Regions from separate parts of the Homo sapiens genome. Here region 2 is linked to region 1. A link is a loop called in an ENCODE intact Hi-C map of the cell type or tissue named here. Cell type or tissue: prostate gland. All regions are shown on one strand. Each heading gives the region's core, and the rest is flanking DNA. Links, peaks and the distances in the headings are about the cores only.

Region 1 (12,292 bases), core at 1-2,500:
ATTTGCAAAGCTGTCCCCAGAGGAGTTTGCCTTCAGCGACCTCTGCCTTCTGGTGACCCCCACCTCCTTCCTTTGCACATAAGCTCCTTTTTCTCTTTGCATATTCATATTTTCTCTACCCCCAACCCTGCACCACCACCCCACTGAAACATGTTGGCAGTAAAGAATTCATTCATTCCATAAATAGTTTTAAAGAATCTACTGTGGGCCAGTTAATGTTCTAAATGCAAAAGATTCAATGACGAACAAGAGACAGTTCTTGTCTTTGATGGGATCTTAACCTGGTGGGAAGATGGACCTGTATGCCATTGATTGAGTGGGACAAGAGCCAAGAGATGGGAGGTGGTCAGGGAACCCACAGTAAACTAAGCATGCCTTGGAGAACAGACTTGGAACAGTGAGTGACATTGCCTGGGTTTTGAAGGACTGCGAGTTAGCTTTTTAAGAGAGGGAAGAGTATCCCAGGCAGAAGAAAGGGTAAGCTCAAGAGCTCCCAGGCAGGAACGGCTGGAAGAGCCTAGCATTGGAGGTGGGGATGTGGGTCAGGGGGTGTGGAGGTTAGGGGTGAGGTCTGGTATGAATTGAAGCTAAAAAGGATTCGTAAAGGTCAATCTATTATCTCTCCTGAAATTTGCTTATATTTTATGGGAGGGCTAAGGACTTAAACTAAAGGGATACACAGAAGTGTTTTGTTTTGTTTTGACATAGAGATGGATTTTCACCATGTTGGCCAGGCTCGTCTTGAATTTCTGGCCTCAAGTGATCCGCCCACCTCGACCTCCCAAAGTGCTGGGCTTAAAGGTGTGAACCATCATGCCCAGCAGAAGTATTCTTGAAATTACAGTTTTCATAGTCTCCTCTCTAATAAAATAGCTCTTTCTGTAACATTATGTTCCAGAATGGTCCAAGAAACATTTTACACAGGGAATCCTAAAAATGGACCTTGCAGAGCCCACCTCCACTCGTGAGGGCTGGAATGTTCCATGCACTTGGAGCACTGCTTTGGAAGTCACAATTGGACATTCCATTTTTCTTTTAAAATCTTCCTTTCATATTAGAGCAGGGCCCAGCCCTGGTTTACCCAGCAACAGACAGCAGTGGAACTAAACAATTACTCCATGCACAGCAGCACAGCTGACTAGAGTCTCAGGGGGTTAGGTGGAAAAGAAGAAGGAAAGGGGCGCTAACTCATAAATCTAAACATGACCTGCAGCCCTGGCTGCCTCACCCTGATTCCACCATCACCCCAGGCCTTTCTCAATTTGCTACTCTTCTGGCCCCCCACCCAGGACACCTCCATGGTCATTTTCAGCCAATTTCACCATTTGGAGATTTAGACAGGGCTATTCTCTGGGGAGCTAGCTCAGTAAATGGTTTCACTTTTTTATCCTCCCCCCAAATGCACTGACTCCAACTCCCCAAGTCCTAAGAAAACAGTGCTGGAGGGTGCTCCAGGATGTGGTAATTTACCCAGGTGAAACCACACCCAGCTTCTGAGGCCCAGCCAGTTCTCTGTGAAGATCAGTACACTAAGGAACAGGGGAGCCAGGAAGCCAAGAAACACAAGAACCAAGGAACAGAAGAGGATGTGAAGGAGAGGAAAGGAACAGGAGAATAGAAAGCAACCAGGAGGCTAATAAGGCAACAAGAAAGGACCATGCCAGAGGAAGGAAGGCTTTTGAATGAAAAGGGGGAAGCATTTGCACATTTCTTCATGTATAGTAGTTAAGTGCTAGGTTACCATACTCATATTTAAAAATAATAATAATTTTTTCTTGAAAATATGTCTGGGAAATTCCTCTTTATATAAAAACTTTAATAAGCCCTCAGGCTTCCCAAACCAAGTCCATCTTTAAAATCTTAGCTTCAGTAAACCTTCCGCTTCCTCCTTATCCCTGAACTGGACTTTATAAAGGAAATCCCTGGAAAAGGAATTTGGGAAAATTTGCAGATCACAGCACAACCACCACAATACAGCAGCTAAAAACTGGGGGTTTGTCCCTTCTACCAGGGTCAAAAGCATTCACTTAAGAGCCCTTAGGAATAAGAAATGGCTGATATTTCAATTCAACTCATCAATATTAATTGAGCAGATACTTTCCATATTTACTATATTCTTAATAGTTAAGGTTTTGCCATGAAGCCTCAAGAGTAATAATACATATTTGACACGTCATTTCTCTTGCATGTAAGCTCTTTTTATTTATTACTTTTGCAAAAGTAAGGAATACCTTTCCTTTCTTGTCAATCCTTAGGTTTGGGTTTAATATAATTTAAAATTTTTGAGGAATGTCTTTAAAGGTCTTTCTTTCTTTATTCTTTTTTTTTTTTTTTTTTGGAGATGGAGTCTCACTGTTGCCCAGGCTGAAATTCAGTGCCGCAATCTTGGCTCACTGCAACCTCTGCCTCCTGGGTTCAAGTGATTCTCCTGCCTCAACCTCCCAAATAGCTGGGATTACAAGCATCCGCCACCACACGTGGCTAATTTTTGTATGTTTAGTAGAGACGGGGTTTCACCATGTTGACTAGGCTGGTCTCAAACTCCTGACCTCAGGTGGTGCGCCCACCTCGGCCTCCCATAGTGCTGAGATTACAGGCGTGAGCCACCGCACCTAGCCAGTCTTTCATTTTTTGATGTAATGTTTCAGAGTGAATCATATTTTCAATGTTGTTTGTCAAAGGGAGATGCATTTTTCTTTCTCCACAGTCTTATTTCATTAAAAAAAGAAAGGAAATTCTGTTGCCTGTTACAACATGAATGAATCTTGAGGACATTAGGCCAAGTGAAATAAGCCAGTCACAATAAGATAAATACTGTATGACACCTCTTCTATGCAGTATCTAAAGTAGCCAAATTCATGGAAACAGTAAAAATTGTGTTTGCCAGGGGCTAGGGGGAGGGGAAGTAGGGAGTCGTCTGATGGGTATAAAGTTCCAGTTTTGCAAGATGAAAAAGTTCGTCTTTGTACAACTTTGTGAATCTGTTGTACAACAATGTGAATATATTTAACACTACTGAACTGTATACTTAAAAATGGTCAAGATGGTTAATTTTGTGTTCTGTAGTTTTTACCACAATTAAAACATTTTTAAGTGTATTTTTAAAAAGTGATTCAGGCTGGGTGCAGTGTCTCACACCTGTAATTCCAGCACTTTGGGGAGGCCAAGGCAGGCAGATTTCCTGAGCTCAGGAGTTCAAGACCACCCTGGGCAACATGATGAAACCCCATCTCTACTAAAATACAAAAAATTAGCCGGGTGTGGCAGTGTGCACCTGTAGTCCCAGCTATTCGTGAGACTGAGGCACGAGAATCGCTTGAGCCCAGGAGGCAGAGGTTGCAGTGAGCCAAGATTGCACCACTGCACTCCAGCTTGGGCTACAGAGTGAGACTCCATCTCAAAAAAAAATAGAAAGTGATTCAGAGGACTGAACTCCAAATGTAAAGTTTTAAGAATACAGTAATCAATTTCTACTTTTATTTTCCTTCTTATGTATCCACAAATGTGACATGATTTTAGAAAATCCATGCCTAACTACTAAATAGATTTTTAATAAGCATAAAATAAAAATCCTAGGTAATCGGAAAAAAAAAAGCTTCAGTCACTCAGTTCTAAGGCATTGTGGTGGCACGCAGTATCTTGAGTTCTATGTCTGATGAGCTTAGTTCAGCCTTATTCAGAACTCTTGTCTTAAAGAGGCATTATTGTAGATATATTTGTAGTACTTTAGTTCACTGTACTATTTTTAGTTAATTTAAGCAGAAAAGGAATTTATTAAAAGAATGATATGGAAGTTCTACTAAAACGATGGCAGAGGTAAATATGTGTTTACCTCCACTTCTCTTGAAACCCTATTTAATCAACAGATTTTTAAAAAAATCATAAATCTGTAAGGATAAGGAGAACTGGATAGATGTTAACACAACTTTGAAAACTAGAGAGCAAGAGGATGAGTTTAACTGACTTTAAAGTTAAGTGTCTGCATGGATTGGGAGAACAAATTTTTCAAACGTCAGAATCCCGAAAGTCTCAGTAATTGACAGCACAAGGTAACTCTGAAGGAAAGAGATGTGTGGGTAGAGCTGCACACAAGATGATTCGCGAAACATTTGTAAGAGGTTAAATTGTTAAATTCTATTTCTCACTTCGGGCAGCCAGGAGGCTACCCCTTCCCCATCTTGGCAGAAGAATGTTTATTTTCACGACACGTCGAAACATAGAAGATCCAGACTCAGACACTGGTCAAGTTTTGAATACCTTATCTGAAAGGAGCTTAAGTAAAGTCTATAACTGAGCTATGAAACCCGTCCCTATTCCCTCTTCTGTTCCTCCAAGAACACCCTGACAACCAAATGTAACTACCCACTTCGCCACATAACAGAGGTGGAGTGGATGACAACTATCTGAAGAAACTGGCCAGCCTAAGAGAAAAAACCTAGATATTGACTGTTGAAAGTCCTTCAGCTAAATGAATCTGTCCCTGCCCAAGCACGTTACAAAGAAACCCACTGACTGACAGGCCCTACTTTTGTACACAGACATTCCAGTATAATGCATAATCTACATATGCGTGGAGCACCAAGGATGTCAAGATATTTGAGGAAAGATTCTGACATAACACCAAGGTGCAGAAACAGTAAGAAAAATGAAACTTGGAAAATAAAGACAATGTGGGGAGAAGAAGGGACTTTTACAAATCACTATTATACTTAGAGTGTTAAGAGATGAGACGATGTATGGTTCATAAGTCAAGAGAAAATCCAGAGAACAGAAGAACTTCTAGATAGCAGTTTCTGGGCAAGATGAAAATGTTGATGGTGAAGTGGGGTTTTTTGTTTGTTTGTTTGTTTGTTTGTTTGTTTGTTTTTATGTATTTATTGAGATGGACTCTAGCTCTGTCGCCCAGGCTGGAGTGCAGTGGTGCGATCCTGGCTCACTGCAACCTCTGCCTCCTGGGTTCAAGCAATTCTCCTGCCTCAGCCTCCCAAGTAGCTGGGGTTACAGGTGCTCACCACCACACCCAGCTAATTTTTGTATTTTTAGTAGAGATGGGGTTTCACCACGTTGGCCAGGCTGGTCTTGAACTCCTGACCTCAAGTGATCCGCCCACCTTGGCCTCCCAAAGTGCTGGAATTACAGGCATGAGCCACCACACCCAGCTGTTGTTGCAGTTTGGAGTCTACCCAGTCCTCCAACAATAACCCCTCTGAGGCCCATGAAAGCCCTGGGCTCAGCCAGAGTTGAGCAGATGAGGGAACAACCAGCTGCAGAGAGGAGCCACCTTCTCTGCTGAGAACTTCAGAGATCTGCAGAGACCACCAAATGACCAAATGACCTGCCTGCAGGGAGGAACTACCCTCTCCAAGGGCCTCCTCTCTGCTGAGCACTGAACACTGAGGGTATGACCTGCCTGCCTACAGAGGGGAGCTACCCACTGTGGGTCTCCTCTGAGCTGTTCTAACACTAAATAAAGCTCCTCTTCATCTTCTTCACCATCCACTTGTCTGTGTACCTCATTCTTCCTGGACACAGGACAAGAACTCAGGCAAAGGTGCTACCAGCCACAGGGTTTTCAGGAAGAAAATAGACACCCAAAGATCCAGTAACAATATTATTCAGGCACAAAAATATAATGAAGTATTGATACATAACTGAATATGAATAAATCTTGAAAATATGCTAAGTGAAAGAAGTCAAACATAAAAGGCCACATATATTATTCCGTTTATATTAAATAGCCAGAATAAAACAAAGTAGATTAATAGTTGTACATTGGGTGAGGAGATAGGGATATTATAACTAAAGGATATAGAGTTTCATTTCCACATTTCTACAGAAATGTGGAATTGTCCTAAAATTGATTGTGGTGATGATTGCACAACTGTGAATATATTTAAAGTCATTGAATTGTACACATTAAATGAGTGAACTTACACATTTTTGGTATATTTTGTGGTTAAGCTGTGAACAACTTTTACATTGCCATAATAGTATAAACACTATATGTTAAAACTCAGGAATAACCATATTGGAATGCCGAGGAAAGGGGAAATTTGCAAACATGTAACAGAAATAAATCCTCATTTGTCCTACAAAGAGGACAATAGGTAATACCTAAAAATGAAATAACAGTATAAGCATGTTATTTGGAAATGCAGAGGTACACAGCACACAAAAGGTAAAAGGGATGCATTTCCTGAACAAAACTCTTACTTATTATATTTAGAGTTTTCTGAATCTGACAGAAACAATTTAAATTAATTTTTTTTCTTATTAAGTCTTTTGGGAAAGAGAGATGAGAAATCACAGTGACAATCTCAAAGAACTAAAAGCTGTTCTGGCTTTTTACAACCTTCTGGAGAAAAATGAAAATATAGAAAATATATACTAGTGATGTCATTTACAACTTAAGTAAAGGATAACAGGCATTTTGTGAACTAACAATTTCCTCAAAAAAAAAATCCTAAATTCAAGCAAATTATTTCAAGTCTAGAAATTATAAATTACATTGAAGTTGCTTAAATACATTAAAAGCATTTAGGCAAGCTGAAAGTTTTCTCTTAATATGAACTAGAGCAAGCAAACAGTTACCTAGCACTCCCAGAAAGTCACTTCAACTCAGGCCTTTCATAGCACATCATCTTTATGGATGTTTTGTCTTAGTTATTTCTTTTTAATCAAAGCTGGGCAAAAGGAGACAAATAATTTTAATCTCTATTTTCTCCTTGTTACCGCTGAGTGCAGACACCACGTTCTGCACCATTGACCCCATTGATGCGGCAGGCTAGGCTCTCTGCTAGAACCTTGGCCCCTACTGCCTTCGAAGCCTAATATAATTGCCACAGCCAAGGCCATGTCTTCAGAATGGATTCTGCATGATTCATGCTTCCTGGTGCCATAAGTGCAGCTTCTAAGCCTCCCCAGAGATTCTTTGAAATACCTGTGGAATTAAAAACAAAATACAGTCTGGGTGCAGTGGCTCACACCTGTAATCCCAGCACTTTGGGAGGCTGAGGCGAGTGGATCACTTGAGGTCAGGAGTTCGAAACCAGCCTGGCCAACATGGCAAAACCCTGTCTCTACTAAAAATACAAAAATTAGCTGGGCATGGTGGTACCCACCTGTAATCCAGCTACTCAGGAGGCTGAGGCAGGAGAATTGCTTAAACCGGGGAGGCATGAACCTGGGAAGCAGAGGTTACAGTGAGCCAAGATTGCGCCACTGCACTCCACCCTGGCGACAGAGCAAGACTCCGTCTCAAAAAAAAAAAAAAGAAAAAAAAGTTTTAAAATGCATTTTGAATTTAAGCTGCCTGGTTACATTATGACCTGGGGAAAGCCTGAGGTCAGAACTGACATGACCTGAGAAAGACAAAGGGAAGGGAAGGCCACTGTTGGGTGAAGTGCTGTGCTCTCAGCATTTCTCCCCTGCTGCTCTATGGCATCCTCCACCCAGCTGTTGATGGTAGGTGCCCTCGCTCCACTATCTGTGTTGTGCTCTTTTTCCTCCCTGATCTTCTCCCAGGCTCTCCCTGGAGAAGCCCAGGCTCAGGAGGGCCATCCAGCCTCCAAAACCCGAGTCCTACCACCCCCAAGCCAGCTCACCTCCCACATCCCCATAGACTTTGACTATGTAACTGGCTGTGTGGAGCTTTCTCACCTCTGAAATTCTTGTATTGCCTGACCTGTATTTAAAAATACATAGCCATGAATTTAAGTAATAAGTAATTTAAGGTATTAACATCTTGCTTCCTCAGCTGGGCAGTTAGTTCCTTAAGGACAACAGCCATGAGTTGTATTTCTTTGCACCTATTAATACCCGGTAACGGCATTATAGGTCACAGATGTTCATAAATGTGTGACTGATGCTGAGGCAGGCCCATTCTGCAAAGCTCCAAGAGCAACTGTATTTCAAGGCAAATGAGGGAGAGCAACAGCAAACCATCCATGGTTCACATGTAACAAAGGGACTAAATCTGCTTGTCCTGTGAAGGCAATGAATACTCAAAGAGCCTGCCCGGGTAAGCAGATTCTGTTATTGACCTAAAGTTCATTGTCACAGGGGCATTTCTGGTAAAGCCCTGAGCTTAGGGCTGCCAAGATAAGAATGCACATTTAGCCAGGCGTGGTGGCTCATGCCTGTAATCCCAGCACTTTGGGAGGCCCAGGTGGGCGGGAGTTCGAAACCAGCCTGACCAATATGGTGAAACCCCATCTTTACTAAAAATACAAAATTAGCTGGGTGTGGTGGCACATGCCTATAATCCCAGCTACTCGGGAAGCTGAAGCAGGAGAATCGCTTGAACCTGGGAGGCGGAGGTTGCGGTGAGCCGAGATCACACCATTGCACTCCAGCCTGGCAACAAGAGCAAAACTCTGTCTCAAAAAAAAAAAAAAAAGAAAAGAAAAGAAAAAAAGAAAGCACATTAGCCAGTAAAGAACATGACAATATGACAATAAGAGTGAAATGGGAAAAATATTCCTTAGAGCAAAGAATGCAGTGCACTTATTTTAGGAGGTAAAACTCAAGTCACCAGTTACAGAACAATCAACCCTTCGTCCTATCCCAACCTTAATGTTTAGGTCAGTTTCTTGGGTAGGAGGCTGCGATAAACATTACTATTACACACCAGTACCTGCCATTCTACTCCTCTCCCTGGATTACCTTTTTGAATTTAGGTGGCCTTGTGACTTGCTTTGGCCATCAAAATGTTCGTGTAATTGAGATGCGACACTCCCAGGCAGAAGCATTTAACAGCCAGTGCTCAATTTTTCCAGCCGTCTTCCCTTGCTGCAGCAATCATGGGAGCCAATGTCCAGTGAGAGATGCAGCAAAGTCGGAGCAGGGAGACGGAGTGCATTCACTCCAAGTATACTTACTGAGCACCAAGTATGTACTTACTGAGCACCAACCACGTACTTAGCACCAACCACGTACGAAGCATTGTTAGGCACTGGGAATCTCCTAGTGCGCAAGGCAAGGTCTCTGCCCTCATGGACGTTCCTGTCTGGCAGGGGAGACATCTATTTTTAACTTATTTTTAACTTAGATATAAGTCATTATTTAATTCTGGCCGTGACTCATGTTATGAAGAAAGTAGAACTTGTCCAGAGAGCATAGAATACAGGCATCCTGAGGTCTGAGATTCAATGGGAGGGTTGATTTAAGAACAAATAGGAGGGGCCAGTTAAAGAATATTCCAGGCTGAGGTTCTGTGTCAGGGAGGGGTACAGTGAATCTGAAAAATAAAAGGCCAGTGTGGCTGGACAAGAGAAAGTGGGGCAACAGTTCATGAGACTTGTGAAACATGTAGAAGCCAGATTGTGTGGGGCCTGTGGGCTCTGTTAAAGAGTTCAGTCTCTTATTCCAAAACTGACTCGGGTATTCTTGAAACAAACAATGAATGGTCACTTACCACCCTCCTGTCATATTTTCCTATATCCCAGTAGCCCTTGTGGAGTGGCACAGAGCTCTTCCCAGTTGGGAAAGAGTTAAGCAAGTTGAGAGGTTGAGCACATACCCCTGCCATGAGGTCACCAAGGGGTCTATCCTATTCCTCCTGTAGGAACCAGCACCTTCTACCATCCCAGTGATGCTGGCTACAGCAGGGAAGCATGGCTGGGACTGCACAATCCATGGAGCTGGTGGGAGCCCTGCCCTCCTGAGTGGGGCTACAGCCACCCAAACTGTGGTTGTATATCCGAGCCTCCCTGTGCTCTTGGAGGGGGCTAGGAGTAGGCAGGGTCTGCCTGCCTGGTTGCCACAGCAACTGCCAGACCTGCAGCTGCAGAGCTGGGCCTCCTGCTCCACAGAGCAGGCAGGAGCCAGGGACAAGCAGGAACCCCACCCCTTCTGAGTTGGCAGGAACAGCCACCCTCCCAGGCACAGGACCTGGGCATCTTTGCAGCCTGCAGGCTCAGAGGTGTCTGCTCCCACTGCCTGGTGCCTCTGGTCCCAGAACCTACTCTGATCTCAGAGTGGGGTTGGGGCCATAAATGGCAGTGGGAAGCAGATTGATTCCTGGGCAGAAGGGGGCAGGTCCCCAGTAAGTCCCCATGTTCAGGCCAGGGAGGGCCTGAAGGCTGGGGGCTTGGGCTGCCAGTCCTGTGGACTAGAGTGGAGACTCGGGATGCCTCTTCCAGACCCACCCATGGCTGCCCATGGACCAATCAGCATGCACTTCCTCCCCTCTGAGGTCTGTAAAAGTCCTAGGCTCAGCCAGCAGGGCAGAGGATGGCCAGAGGGTGAAGAAGGCAGAGAGACAGACGCAACAACCAGCTGCAGAGGAGTTACCCTCTCTGCTGAGAGCTGCAGAGATGTCCTGCCTGCCAAGAGGAGCCACCCTCTCCAGGGCCTCCTCTCTGCTGAGAGCCGAACATTCGACAGGATGACCTGCTTACAGAGAGGAGCTACCCACTGTGGGTCTCCAACACTAAATAAAACTCTTCATCTTCTTCACCCTTCACTTGTCTGCATACCTCATTCTTCCTGGATGCAGGACAAGCAGTCAGGCCAAGATGCCACCAGCCACAGAGGTTTCTGGCAAAAAAATCAATACTCCAAATATCCCATAACACCAGGGTATTGGCAGCATTCTTTGGCAGAGACGAGGAATCACTCTGGATAGCTTAATAAAAGAGAAATACTGCCTGTATTAAATAGCTATGGAATCATGGAGAAATGGATTCTAAGTTGTGTTTCCAGGAAGTACTCCCAAAGCTACCCCACATAACTGTGCTACCCAGAAAGCTGTGGCCCTCTCATAGTGAGGACACTGCCTGTTGAAACTAGAAGTAGTGTCACAGTTGCTGGCTCAAAATCACAGACATCAGGAAATTGGATGTCACGTGACCTGCCTGTCACCCTATGTACCTCAGTTGCAAATTCAAGGCTTGCACAAATGTGAAGGATCAGGAGAACCTCAATCACTTCCTGAACCTAGCTTCAAGGGAGGCTGGGAAAAGTCATTTTAACTTTGTAGTGTCTGCAGTAGGGAAAACCTGCTAGAAGAGGGTTGAAATTCAGTATATAATTTATTGTGTTCATCACACCACATATCAGAGGAATCAAGGTTGACAAGTGGGATCCCCACTTTGGAAAGTCTTCTGACTTTCACTTTAGCTCTTCAAAACCCTATGCTAACCTAGTGACACTCTCCTTATCTTCCTATTGTATTTTTCCCTATCAAAAATAAAACCACTGTGAAGCATGTATTTCTCCACCTCTTTTGCATTTGGTTAAAGCGTGTGCCTTTCTGACTTTCTATTCCTTGCTTTGGGAATATTAGAAACTCTTAAAAGGGTGAGTTCTTCATCACAGACGAGCTCCGTTGGAACCCAGCACTGTGTAATATTCATACACATCCTTATACAAATATTATTGGTCTCCCTGAGCTCCTGTATAATGCAGTTGTTCTAGACTGTTGTGGGAAGGTTTAAAAGGCAGCTAGGTAATGCAATAGGAATGAGCAATGTTGAATCCTGCTTAAAGGCCAGAGGAGGGTAGATAGTTCATACTTCTCTGGGCTCGTATCCTTTTCTGTGACCACAGTTAAAAGGTACAGTACCCTTAAATCTATTATTTCCTCTGCCTTTCCTCTACCTTGGGCAGCATTTGTGATGAGGATGTATTTAGATAGGGCTTTGATTTTCAGGATTTTGTGAGTCCTGATATTTTGGCATTGGGCATATGGGAGGTTACATCCAGGTTAGGAAAATTTTGTGAGCATCTAAATCCATAGAGATGTGGGGTTTTTTTTGGTTTTTTTTTTGGTTTTTTTGGTTTTTTTGAGACGAAGCCTTGCTCTGTTGCCAGGCTGTAGTGCAGTGGTGTGATCTCGGCTCACTGCAACCTCCAACTCCCTGGTTAAAGCTATTCTCCTGCCTCAGCCTCCCGAGTAGCTGGGATTGCACCAGCTGCGCCACCACACCCAGCTAGTTTTTGTATTTTTAGTAGAGACAGGGTTTCACCATGTTAGCCAGGATGCTCTCGATCTCCTGACCTCGTGATCCGCCCGCCTTGGCCTCCGAAAGTGCAGGGATTACAGGCGTGAGTGACCGCACCCAGCCTTATATGGTGGCTTTTTAAACTCAAATGAATGTGTTCTGTTTGTTACAATCTGCCAATAAGGAGACAAGTTCAATGGAGGAGGCAACTGAGGATGAACATCTCCGAAATGGGAGTTGAATATTGCATAGGCCGGCTGCTTACTGTATCCTCTGTAATAACTCGCTGAGTAATAAAGGATGCATGGCTGCATAAGGACCACAGGGGACTAACTATTAACGGTTGT
Region 2 (12,292 bases), core at 3,312-5,811, 91 kb after region 1:
AGCTTAGGCAAGAAACCTATTATATTTTTTGCTGTTTGCCTAAAATATAGCAATATACCACTTTAAATGTAGTGATTTCATTTACCAGGGGAAGGAAAAAAACTGTATAACCTAGAGGCAATATGTAGAATAAAAAAAAATGATAGAATAATTGGAGCCACAGGAAGCGGAACATTTCTTACATGACACGGAAGATTATAAAGTGTTATCGTTTAGTAGTTTCTTATATAAATACTCAAGGAAAAATAATTGAATAACTAGTAGCCTTAATTTAGGGGTGGACCCATAATTACTACTTATAACAACCTCTGCCAAATTATTTAAATATTTACCTAAAAGGTAAAATATCCAGTCTGTAAGGTTTGCTGGCCTATTGTTCTTTTCATTTCAGAGACATCCACATTATTAAACATCAGCTGGACAACAGCACATGAGTACAAGAGTTGTCAGAAAATCATCTGAGGCCAGTGTAAGAAGGAATAGGTTTGAGGATTTTTTCCCAATCGGCAAGTGAGGTCCAGGTCTGGAAGTCTTAGTTTCCTTGGCCCTCATAACTTCCCTGGATTCTGTGCTGAGTCTTCCTTCTTGACCTTTGCCATCCCACTCCCCTTTCCATCTTCTTTTTTTATTTTCAAGACAGGATCTCTCTATCATCCAGGCTGGAGTGCACTGGCATGATCATAGCTTGAACTCCTAGGCTCAACCAAGATCCTCCCACTTCAACCTCCCAAGTAGCTGGGATTACAGGCATGAACCATCATGCCTGTCCATCTTAATAGATGGGCTTGCACAAGAAACAAAGTCTGGGTATACTAACAACTTATGAGGTTTAGCTGCCTTTACTTGCCCAAGAGGTTTTCATTTTGGAGATTTAGCTTTGCCAAACCCTATACTTCCTCTCAAATTGCTGGATTGGAGATAGGTTGAGAGAGTGGATGTTTACATGTCTCTGTTCTCAGGTAAGTCTACACTTACAAGAAACTGGGCAAATGACTGATTCCCAGAATCTCTCTTCTTGCACAGGGAAGGGCTTCCTCAACCAAATCTAGGGAAGCTTCTTGTCAAATTGGTTGTCTCTAAATTCCACAGAGGACTATATAGAAAATAGAGTCTTTGGGATATGATGAAGACCTCTCAGTAGAATTTTGTCTGCCTCATAAATATCTTTCCCTCACTTACTAAAGCTCCAGAGGACAAAGATTATGCCATTTTCATCATTTATTATTCACTCCATCAACAATTTATTTACTCTGAGCCAGACCCTGGACTAGACATTGAGAACAGAAAACTAAAACATAGTACCTGCCCTTGAAAGGTTCACAGTCTGGCAGAAAGAAAAACAACTTATGATGTCAATTATATGTACTATAGCAGTGATTTTTACAAAATGTTGTAGGAGCCCAGAAAAAGGGTCAATTGAGTTTGCTGAAGAAATAATTCAGAGAAGCTTCCACTGTGGGGGTAACATGTTACCTGACCCTTGAAGGATAGGCCAGGTGGGAAGGAGAAGAAAAAAAAAAAAAAAGAAGAAGAAGAAAACACGTAGGTGTGGAAGCATAAATGGTGAGGTAGAGGAGTGACGGGAGAAGAGTGGTCTCACAGTTGTTCTTTAGGAAGGTGAAAAGGTAGGAGTGAAGTGGTTACCTTAAGAAAGAAGACAGTGATATTAGATATGGTCAACTGGCACACAGCAAAAGATGGAAAGCTAGTCTTCATTTCCCAGACTCCCTCAACTAGAGTTCCAGTTCTAATTAGATGCACTGGTAGAATATCAGAAGGACAAATGTGACAAGGAGGCCATCTTCCTGCTGCTGCTGCCCAGCAAGGTCATGGAGATGGTTTTTCTACAGCATCACTCTAGCATGCAGTCTTGATCTTTGTGAGAGTAGGAGGCAACAGCAGCAGTGCTGGCAAGAACTTTCTGATCCTGGCTTCCTGGCAATTGGATCACAGCTCTCCTAGTAGTCTACTGAACACAGTGTTGTCACAGTGGCCTCCTGGCTCCCCAAAGGTAGAGGTTCCCCCGGCTGGTTAGTCCTGTAGGGTCTGGCAGTTATTCAGGCAGGACCAACATGGCACATGGTCCTTCACACTTTCAATGATTTTGGAAGCATTTAATTCTCCTAATTAAGTATCTTTCTAACTAAAAAACTACATTAATTTCCCTTTTGCATTGAACCTTGACGAAGCAAATGTAAGGGGAAACCATGAGAACTCCATATGTGAATGAGAATGATACTGCTACCTTTTCTGTTCAAAATGGCAAAATAATTACCATTTTAATTAAGAAGATGAAGTGATTATTTTTATATATTCTTAGTCTAGTATTAGCAAGTTAAAATTTGTTACACTTTTTCAAAACAGTATTTGTGTTTGTTTTTCTATATACTTACTGTCTTATTTATGCCATTTTTTTTTCTTAAGAGACGAAGTTTTGCTTTGTCCCCCAGGCTGGAGTGCAGCGACACAAACACAGCTCACTGCAGCCTCGAACTCCTGGGGTCAAACAATCCTCCCACCTCAGCCTCCCTGTAGCTGGGACTACAGGCACATGCCACCATGCCTGGCTAAATTTATGCCATTTCTTGAGTAGAAGTATCAACTTATTTTAAAATATTAATTTGCCTCTTAAATAATATTAGATTCATTGCATTTTATATTAGAGCTATTTTATATTAAATTTATTTTTTCTTTGTGATAACATTAAATCACTAACATTATTAACTACATATTCTAAACTGCTTTTATACAAACGACATCAAAAAAAGGTCTGTTATTTGCTCTAGTTCCCTAGAATTTTCTCTTTGATTTTGTCACATATATATGTTTAACATATAAAATGGACCCAGAGAAAGTATTATTTAGAACAAAAAACTAAACCTATCAGCTCCCAGTTTGCATAAGTCTGATCAATAGGAATACATTTCTATATTATTCCCTTCCACTTGCTGAGATGGAAGTTCCCAGGAAACTGAATTTTTTCAAGTTCCTACCTATTCATCAGTCCTCCAGAGAGAGAGATCTAGATTGGAGAATGCTTTGTTTAGCACAACATGGTAATGAATTTCTTAATTTACAAAAACATGTCCAAAGGAATCCAATAGAGAGTAAAGAGCCCAATTTGTCTACTGTATAAAGCAAGGAAAATTCTGAATTTCAGAGACAACCCTAGGGAGAAGTGACAGAGCCCAGGGGCAAAGAGAAGAGATTCAGAAGGGTGGGAAGTATTCTAGAGTGAGTGAAGAAAAGTAGGCAGGTAGTCAGGAGCAGTGGGAAAGGACATGAGGAGGGCCTACAGGGATGGCCAGGGAACTCCTAGATATCAATACCTAATACTCCTTATTTAAGTTGTGGGCTCTATGTTATGGATTAAAGCATATAAAGAGATAGGAAAGCCATTAGCATTCTAACATTGGAAGGAAGAGTGGAAGAGGAGAACCCAGCAAGAAAGATTGAGAAGAAAGGATTAGAGAGGTGGGATGAAAAGCAGAAGTCTGTGAGACATCCTGGAGGGTGGTGGGAGGCAAGTGATCCCTCAGGTTCTTGGACTTAAATACCATCTATGCACTGATAACTCTGTAGGGGAAGAAAAACATTTCCCTATCCTGTTAGGTTCTGTACCTGAGGCCTATGCATTAAACTGACAAAAGACAGATTAACAGAAGAAAAGTGTACCAATTTTATTTGATGTTAATATTTTTACCATTCATGAGGGCTTCATGGAAAAGAAGTGAAAAATCAAAGAAGTGGTTAGACTTCGGGGCTTATATGCCATCTTAACAAAGGGTGATAAATTGAAGAGAAGTAACTAGATAAAGAAAAGGGGGTTTGGGTTTATACAGGTGGTAAACTGTGAGAAGGTAAAAATATAGGGGAAACTAATGGTAGATAAGGATTATAGTAAGGTTTCTTTGTGCAGACTCATCTTGGTGCTGTCTCCACTTCTGGTGGTAAGGGTTGTTTTCCTTGTCTCGGTATGGGAGAAGAATGGGGACACCTTTGTGAGAATTTATGCTCTTTTAGGCAGATAAGGACAGAGAGCTCTTGCTGTGTCTGATTTTCTCATTTGCCTTCAGGTCAAAATTATCCTTATGCCAAAGTGGCATATTTGGGGGGGCAACATATTCTGATTCCATTCAACTCCCAAATTTATACCTCCAGCCAAGACTTCTCCCTGAAATCTGCTTCTCATATAGGTGGCTGTGCAATCCATATTTCCTCTTGGATGTCCATTAGGCTTCTTCACATTAACACACCAAAAACTAAATTTCTATATTTTCATGCCAAACTTCTTTCACTCTTATATTTCTCATTTTAGTAAGTTACAATTCCATTCTTCTGGTTGGTCAAACCAAAAATCTTGAAGTTATCCTTGATTCCTCTCTTTCCCTCATATTCAGAATCTCATTGACTCTACCTTCAAAATATAACCAGAATCCAAGATGTCCCACTGCCTCTGTAGCAAACACCCAAGTCTAAGCCACCATCATCTCTCACCTGTTTGCTGCAATAACCTATGTCCCCACTTCTATCCCTGTATCTCCTCTCACAGTCTATTCACAACACAGCAATCACGGTCCTTTCTAAACAGAAGCCATTTTATGTCATTCTTCTAACCCTAATCCATCGTGGCACACCCTCTGAAGCCCTCATTTTACTCAGAGTGAAAGCCAAAGTCATTAAATGGCCTACACAATCTAGCCCCATTTCCCTCTGATCTTATCACCTACTCCTCTTCCTCTATTGAATCTGCTTTAGCCACTGACCTCCATACTATTACTCAAACACACCTGCACTCTCCCACCTCTGAACTTTTGTAAATGCTGTTCACTCTACCTTAAGTATGGTTTCCTAGGACACCCACTGGCCTTGCTCCTTCTTCTTCTTCATGCCGTTTTTGGTCAAAGTGGATCTCCTCAAAGAGGACTGCCCTGACCATTTAAGTTCCAATTACATCCTCCTTCCCACTGCAAGCAGTCCCTTTACCCTGCTTTGTTTCTATTGTAAGGCTTTTAACATACAGTGGGCCCTCCCTATCCAAGGGTCCACATCTGCTGATTCAACCAATTGAAAATACTTGGGAAAGAAAATTAACAGAAAATAACAATACCACAATAAAAATAATACAAATTTTAAAGTTACATAGTATAAAAACTATTTACATAGCATTTACATTGTACTAGGTACTATAAGTAATCTAGAGATGATATAAAGTATATGGGAGAATGTGCATAGGTTATATGCAAATACTGTATCACTTTTTATGAGGAACTTAAGCATCTGCAGATTTAAGCATCTAAAATCTAGAACTAATCCTGATTTACTCACTGTCATTCACTGTTACAGATTTTTGACAGGGGTCCTGCAATTAATCCCCAGCCAATACTGATGGACGACTGTACCATATAATTTGCCTTCTTGTGTTTTACAGTCTGTTCTCTTCTTCCCAAAATATAAGCTCCACAAGAGCAGGATGTTTGCCTCTTGAACACTAGTATATCCTCAGTGTCTAGAACAAGGACTGGCACATAATAAGCCCTCAATAAACATTTGTTTAATGAATGAATAAATATAACTCATTTCCTCAAAAATCTCCAGTAAAGTCTCTTGTAACTAATAGTTTTGCTTTGGCAAAAGAAAGAACAGGGGCCAGGTGCAGTGGCTCATGCCTGTAGTCACAGCACTTTGAGAAGCTAAGGCAGGCAGACTGCTTGAGCCCAGGAGTTAGAAACCAGCCTGGGCAACATGGAGAAACCTGTCTTTACAAAAAATTAAAAAATTTAGTTGGGTGTGGTGGCACGACCTGTGGTCCCAGCTATTCAGGAGGCTGAGGTGGGAGAATCCCTTGAGCCCAGGAGGCGGAGGTTGCAGTGAGCCGAGATCGCACCACTGCACTCCTACCTAGGCGACAGAGCAAGACCCTGTCTTCAACAACAACAACAATAACAAAAAATACTCCTCGTTTGGGAGAGAAATAACTGTCAAATAATAAGAGTAAAATTGGAAATTCAAAAGTAAGTTGGAACTAGAAGTGGCTAGGGGAAACTCCTTACTGCCACCATCAATAATATAGATGGTGTGCTGGGAAAAGGATTTGAGCTATTTTTATATAAATATTTTTATATAAATATTAAATGGAAAGGAGACCCAGAAATTTGACCCATAAATCTGAGGTTATATGTGTGAACATTAGCCATCATTCATGCTGCTACACACAACAGGGAGTCATGGAAGGAAGAAGGTCTGGAGTGTAAAGAGCATAGAAGTGAGGAGAACAATTAAAAGGCCATTGCAATACTAGTTCACGTAGGTGATGATAAGGACTTGAACAAGGCAATGGTAATGGGAATGATAAGGGAGGGAAGAATTCCAAATATCTCAGCTGTAGAATCAACAGGATTGGTGACTGACTGGCAGAAAGGCATGGTTGGGATGCATCCAAGGTTTCTAGCATGAGTAATTGAGTGAACAACGATGTAGTTATTAGATTTTTACAGTAAAAGGGGCAGGTTTTGCTGGGGAAATGGTGATTTTTAGTTGGACATCCAGTGGAAACATCCAGAAGAAATCTGGAATTAAACATGAATGCAGTATTTTGGAATTAATCTGTAAACAGAATGCACAAATAGAAGAGACAAGAGGAAGGTGAACATATAAAAACGGTGGCCAGGAACATGTGAGAATTGGGTAAAAGGAGAGAAGTCAACGAGAAATCAGAAAGAAGTTGATATACATGCCAAAGAAGGAAAAGAAGTCAAGAAGAACAGTCAATATTGTCAAATACTGAGTAAGATGCCAGCTGAGAGAAGGTATTGGGTTTGACAAAATAATTGTTACTGGATGGTGGAGGTAGAAACCAAATTGTTGTAATCTAAGGAGTGAATGACAGAACAAGAGGACACTAAATTAAAGCTCTGCTGATGAAGAAAATAGTAAGGCAGTAACTTGAGGATGAGTCATTGTCTATAAAGGATTTTTATTCCCCACCATAGTCCTAACCTAACATTTGACATCTATCTAGTAGGCACTCAATACCTACTGAATGCAATAATATTTTCATTTATAGACCAGGTCTCCTATAAAATAGTCCAGTGTTTATGTCCACATAAAACAGCACAAAACAGATTCATCATTCTGGGTGGGTAGAGGGATTGAAGGAAATAAAGACATTTCATATTCTATATTATGTTTTGGGTTAATTGGCAAGAATAATTACTTCTTTCTCACCCCATCCCTGACTATACACACACCCAAATTATAGATTATAGAGGAGAAAGGAATTAAATGACTCCTGAGACCAGAACTGCATAGTCCAAAAAAAAAAAAAAAATTCAGCAATCTTACTTTATTAAAAAATTAGGCATCAAGATGCTGCAATTTGCCTTACTTACATATTTAATTGCTCTTAGGTTAGATATATAATATGGGAAACCTGGAAAAAAATTTTAATGGTATAATAAACGCTTACAACCTAACATTAAGTGAAAAAAGCAGCTGCCTTATTGCATATGATCTCAATTTGGGAAACAGGAAAAAATATAAATACAAACACACATGCACACACACACACAAAGTCAGAATACTATAAGAAAATAAACTGAACGGTCACAGTGGCTCACGCCTGTAGTTCCAGTTACTCAGGAGACAGAGACAGGTGGATCGTTTTGAGCCCAGGAGTTCAAGACCCGCCCGGGCAACATAAGGAAACTCCATCTCCACACAAAAAAAGTAAAAATTAGCCAGGTGTGGTGGCTCATGCCTGTAGTTCCAGCTACTCAGGAGGCTGAGGAGGGAGATCAGTTGAGACGAGGAGTTCGGTGATGCAGTGAGCCGAGACTGCGCCACTGCACTCCAGCTTGGGCAATATAGAGCGAAACTCAGCATCAAAAAAAAAAGAACATCTTTCTATTCTGAATTTTCCCAATTTTCTACAATTAAAAACGCTTTAAAGATCTCTATAAAGTCAGTCAAGGGAATTTCTATCTAAGCACTTACCAGCAATTTGAGCTCCTTCTCTTTTGGTCTAGGTGGCTCTAAAATAACAATAAAGGCTACAGTGATTGAAATTCACCAGACTTGAAATAGACTGCAGCCTTCTTCCTTCCCACCTTCTTAGAATCTTTGTCCTATTCATCTTCCTTACGCTTCCCCGGGTTCTCTTACTTCTGGATTCTAACAGTGAGTTGTGAGAAGCAACGCGGAAAACGGAATGGAGACTCCAGCTTGTTTTAAACGAGCTGTATTACCCCGCACAGTGCAGGAGAAAAGATAATTGGCTCAGGTCTCGGCTCTGCCATCTACCACCTGTGGAGCCTTAGATAAGTCAGTTCTTATCTCTGTCACTCAACGGTCTCGGTCTTGTCATCTTTTACATGGAATGTCATGAAATATACAGTACATTGCAGGAACTGCCTCAGGTAAAGACTTCTAGGGTTCAGTAGGTCTCAGTCGATCCCTCTGAGAAAGGCCGCACCCTAAATGCACAGACTCTGACTCTAAGGGGATGGGGTCGGGGAATCTGCATTTTAGTAGCTTCTCAGGTGATTCAGATGCTCAGTCAGGATTGAGAAACCAGGACTCTTCCCAGCCCTCCTGTTCTCTGATCCACTTCTCTGCTTCCTCCACGTCCTAACGATTCTCCAGTTCCCGCACAGCAGGAGCGGAGGGAAGAGGGGAGAGAAGGCACCGCTAAGGACCGCTGGCCCCGCCAGGCGGCCGACCTCCCCATTCCAGGGGCGCCAGCCGGCGGATTACATAACGGGCCTCGGGGCGCGTTCTCGCGAGGTTTCCACCGCCCCCTCCTCGCTCCACGTCAGAGGGAACCGGGCGGAGCGGCCAACATGGCGGAACGCAGGAGACACAAGAAGCGGATCCAGGTAGCAAAGCCGAGCTCTGGGCAGGGGGCTTCGGCGCGCTGGATAGTGGAAGGGGCGGGGAAAGCCCCCTAAAAGGGCGAGCGAAAGCAAGGGCGAGGTGGGGTGGGGTGGGGTGGGGTTCCGCCGCGAGGCAGCTGGCTGCAGGCTGCGCGTTGTGAGGGGCCTGAGGGGGGGCGGTGTTGGCGACGGCGGAGACAGAGACGGAGGTGGTGGTGGAGCAGCAGGGGAAGGAAGGAGGCGCCGCGCTCAGAATCCGGCTGCGGAGGCGCGGCTGTGGGCCTGGAGTTCCTGTGGTCGCGCTGTCCCGGGCCTGAGCTGGAAGGTCAGCCTCCCCTGGGGCGCAGACGCTGACCCTTCCCGGGGCTCCTCCCCTCCCTTCACCCCATCCTCTGGCCTTAGCTGGCCTGAAATTAAGGCCACGGTAATAGGGGTAGCAGGAGGCGGCGGACTGACCTAAAGCAGCTGGTTCTTTGTGCGCATAGACCGTAAGGGGGAATGATCTGGACTTGGTCAGCTGCCTCGGGGCCTAGGCAGGGATCTGCTCATCCAGATGTTCAGTTGCGTTGCCCTTCTTTCCCTTCAATATTATTAACTTAATAGTCCACTTGAAGCTTGCCGGCTTTTTTCCGGGCGACGTGGTGTAAACAACCACAACCTCGTTGGTGCTGCAACGAGCTGGTGGAGCCCAGAAACCTTTCACATGCCAGTGTGTCATCCTCGTAGTAACGTACATAACATCTCCCCCTAATTCCACATGCGTGTCATTTGTGCATTTCTTCCTTGCGATTTTCCCTGGTTCTTGTTCTTTGCCAAGAGGATTAATTATGTAGAACATCTTGGACTCAGGATATTTATTAGTCGTCTCATCAGCTGATGTGCTGAGAAACCTTCATAAGCCCTCAAATTGATCACATGTAGTAAATTGTTACTATAATCATAAATTGTTACATTCATCATTGCCTTTCTGTTCCTTACTATTTCATTGCTTAGAATGATTTTTTCTTTCTTCCATTTTATCCCTTCTTTTTTTTTTTAAGTTTATCGATTTATTGGCGTACAATACAGATGTTTTGAGCTATGCAAGTTAAAATTCTTCTGTAAACTTTTTAAGTGCTGTGAAAAAGACACACATGATCAGTAAATTTGGAATTTTGGAATTTGGCAGAAATAAAGTAGTTCCGAACAGGGTGCAGAAGGGAATTAGAAAGAGGCAGATTTCGAGTTCAGACAGATAAGACTAGGTCTTAAGATCAGTAGAAGTTTCTAATTATACTGTTCTTAATCTTTCAAGAGTTAGTGTTATTCCTCTGACGTGGGTATACAGTATTTTATTAGATTGTATATTGAAATTGTCTGTCAGATTTGTACTTACAGAACTCCTTAGATTTACACTTGACAGTACAATTTTATGCCCTTCAATACACATTGTTTTACAATTCCAGTTGCTCTTTAATATTGTTGTAAGGGCTATATAATTCACCTTTTGAATAGCTGCTCTTATTTAGTTGTGATCTTATATTAAACAGAGGCTGTGGAGTAATGTGACAGTGGCAGAGAGCTAAAACTTGAGCCAAACTGCCTGTTTGTACCCCACCTCCACCAATTATTGGCTGAGTAACTTTGAGCAAGTTAATTTTTACCTCCCTGTCTGCATCGGTAAGAAAACATATTTACCTCAAAAAAAAAAAAAGCAAGAAAAAAGAAAAACTTTAAGATTGCTGTGAAAATAATAGGTGAGTCAACTTATTTATTAAAAGTTATTAAAAGTGTTTGGCACGCAGCCCCTCCCTTCTATTCTACTCCTTACCCAGGATGAAGGATTTAGATTGGATTGTTATTTTATTTTTTGTTAACTACTCTTTGATATGCTGAAGAAAGATTAACAACCCTCTATTCAGTAAACTATTAGGTTGGGAGTTATGTAGAGTATAGCTGTTTACTTTCTATTATTTGAGGATTGATTATTAAAATCTACTGGGCATACTGCAAAATTAAGTGACATTTATTTTTCTGTCCTTGAAATTTTCTACATGGCTGTATAAAATGTTTGTGAGAGATCTTAGAGTACTACTTTCATGCAGCCTAACACACTTATGAAAATATACTAGCCTAGAAAGTACCTCAGTTTTATCATTCCAGATAATCAGAAACTATAATACATCACTTGTGATAAAAAGATCAAATGTAATGAAAAGTTCAGAGTTTAACTTACAAAAAAGATCCTGTTGTAGAATTTTTAGGCAAAAGGTCTGTAATACCAACTGAGTTTCTGTCATTTGTTGCTTGATGTTTTATGTTTAGAAAGATGGTTAATAGATTCAGTGATCTTTAATTATACTTTGCACATTGGGGAGAAATGTTTGATACAAACAAATAAGTTCAGGGTTAAAAAAAAAAGTAGCTAATTTGCTTTTTCTTTGTAATTCAGTATAATTTCAGATTCTCGTGTCCCATCGAAGTTTCTAGCAAGAGGACTGTTGTCACATTTCCTTCTTGGACTCATTACTGGTCACTGAAAACCAGAAGTGAGCTACATGTACTCATACAGTAACTACATATAGATTAACAATGTGCTGCTGCATAGTAGAAGTTGATTTACAATCCTGGTATCAAGAAATTTTAGAGTTTAAAAGGATCTAGTAGGGTTTGTTTGGAAGCCTTTTTCATAAATTCAGTCTTAACATGAAAGCAGAGTGGTGATCCTACAGCTGACTGATCTCACCCAACACCCTCGTTTTTCAGATAAACTGAGGTCCAGTGAGGTTTTGTGACTTAATCCAGGATCGTCAATCAAGATAGTAAAACCAGATTTAGACCAGGTCTTCTGATTCCCAACTGAATACTCTTTCTGTCTCACAATAGATAAAAAATAAGTTGCTTTGAAATACTTTAATCCTGACTTCTTTATTATTGAATTATGCAACGTAAAGACTTAACATGACTTGTCCTTGCTAAAGAGAATCATCCCATTCAGTATTCTGCTTAATGTCCAGTTGAGTTTTGAGACATTTAAATGGCTAATTCTTAGAACTTTTATAACCCTCCATTAGTTATTTTTGTTGCACCCATCTGTCTTCCTGGCAAGCAATAAAACCTTGACATATCATGGGCTTATGTGCTTAATTTCAGGACAGGGAAGAAAAGAGAAAATTTGGGACTATATAGCCAGACTATACAGGTCTAATTTCTGACTCTGAATATTCTGAAGAGAAAGAACTCAGGAAGCCAGTCCTAAATCAGAAAACTACCCCTCAAAGGCTTAATGGAGGGTTTTGCAGTTTAGCAAACCCATTGCTAAGGAAAGAATACAATAGAAGGGAGTTGGAGCTATTACAGAAGGGCACTGCTGTTGTCTAGATACTCTTGTATAGTGTTATTTGTGTAGCACATATTGTTACTAATGATTAAGGTCCCCT

The links. A loop is a pair of places that touch in the nucleus more often than their neighbours do. Peaks named below come from ENCODE experiments on the same cell type or tissue, not always from the same donor. Only the 100,000 strongest peaks of a DNase experiment are listed, where the experiment ranks them.
Region 2: a loop joins it to region 1, with 4 times the contacts of the local background. A loop is called at or near these places in 70 of 110 quality-filtered maps.

What each region holds. Positions count from the first base shown.
Region 1 is chr3:169,870,206-169,882,497 of GRCh38, forward strand. No RefSeq gene overlaps it. Among named protein-coding and RNA genes, the nearest start is that of LRRC31, 6.4 kb to the left of the region's middle. In prostate gland, for the core only: no CTCF peak of the experiment used is centred there; a DNase peak (open chromatin) is centred at 1,496; H3K27ac peaks cover 2,208 bases.
Region 2 is chr3:169,957,983-169,970,274 of GRCh38, forward strand. It overlaps SEC62 (SEC62 preprotein translocation factor), which reads left to right and starts at 8,825. Exons shown (of 8, transcript NM_003262.4): 1 at 8,825-8,876. The coding sequence starts at 8,841. It also overlaps the pseudogene FHL1P1. RefSeq lists enhancers at 8,504-8,943, 10,500-11,032. In prostate gland, for the core only: no CTCF peak of the experiment used is centred there; no DNase peak of the experiment used is centred there.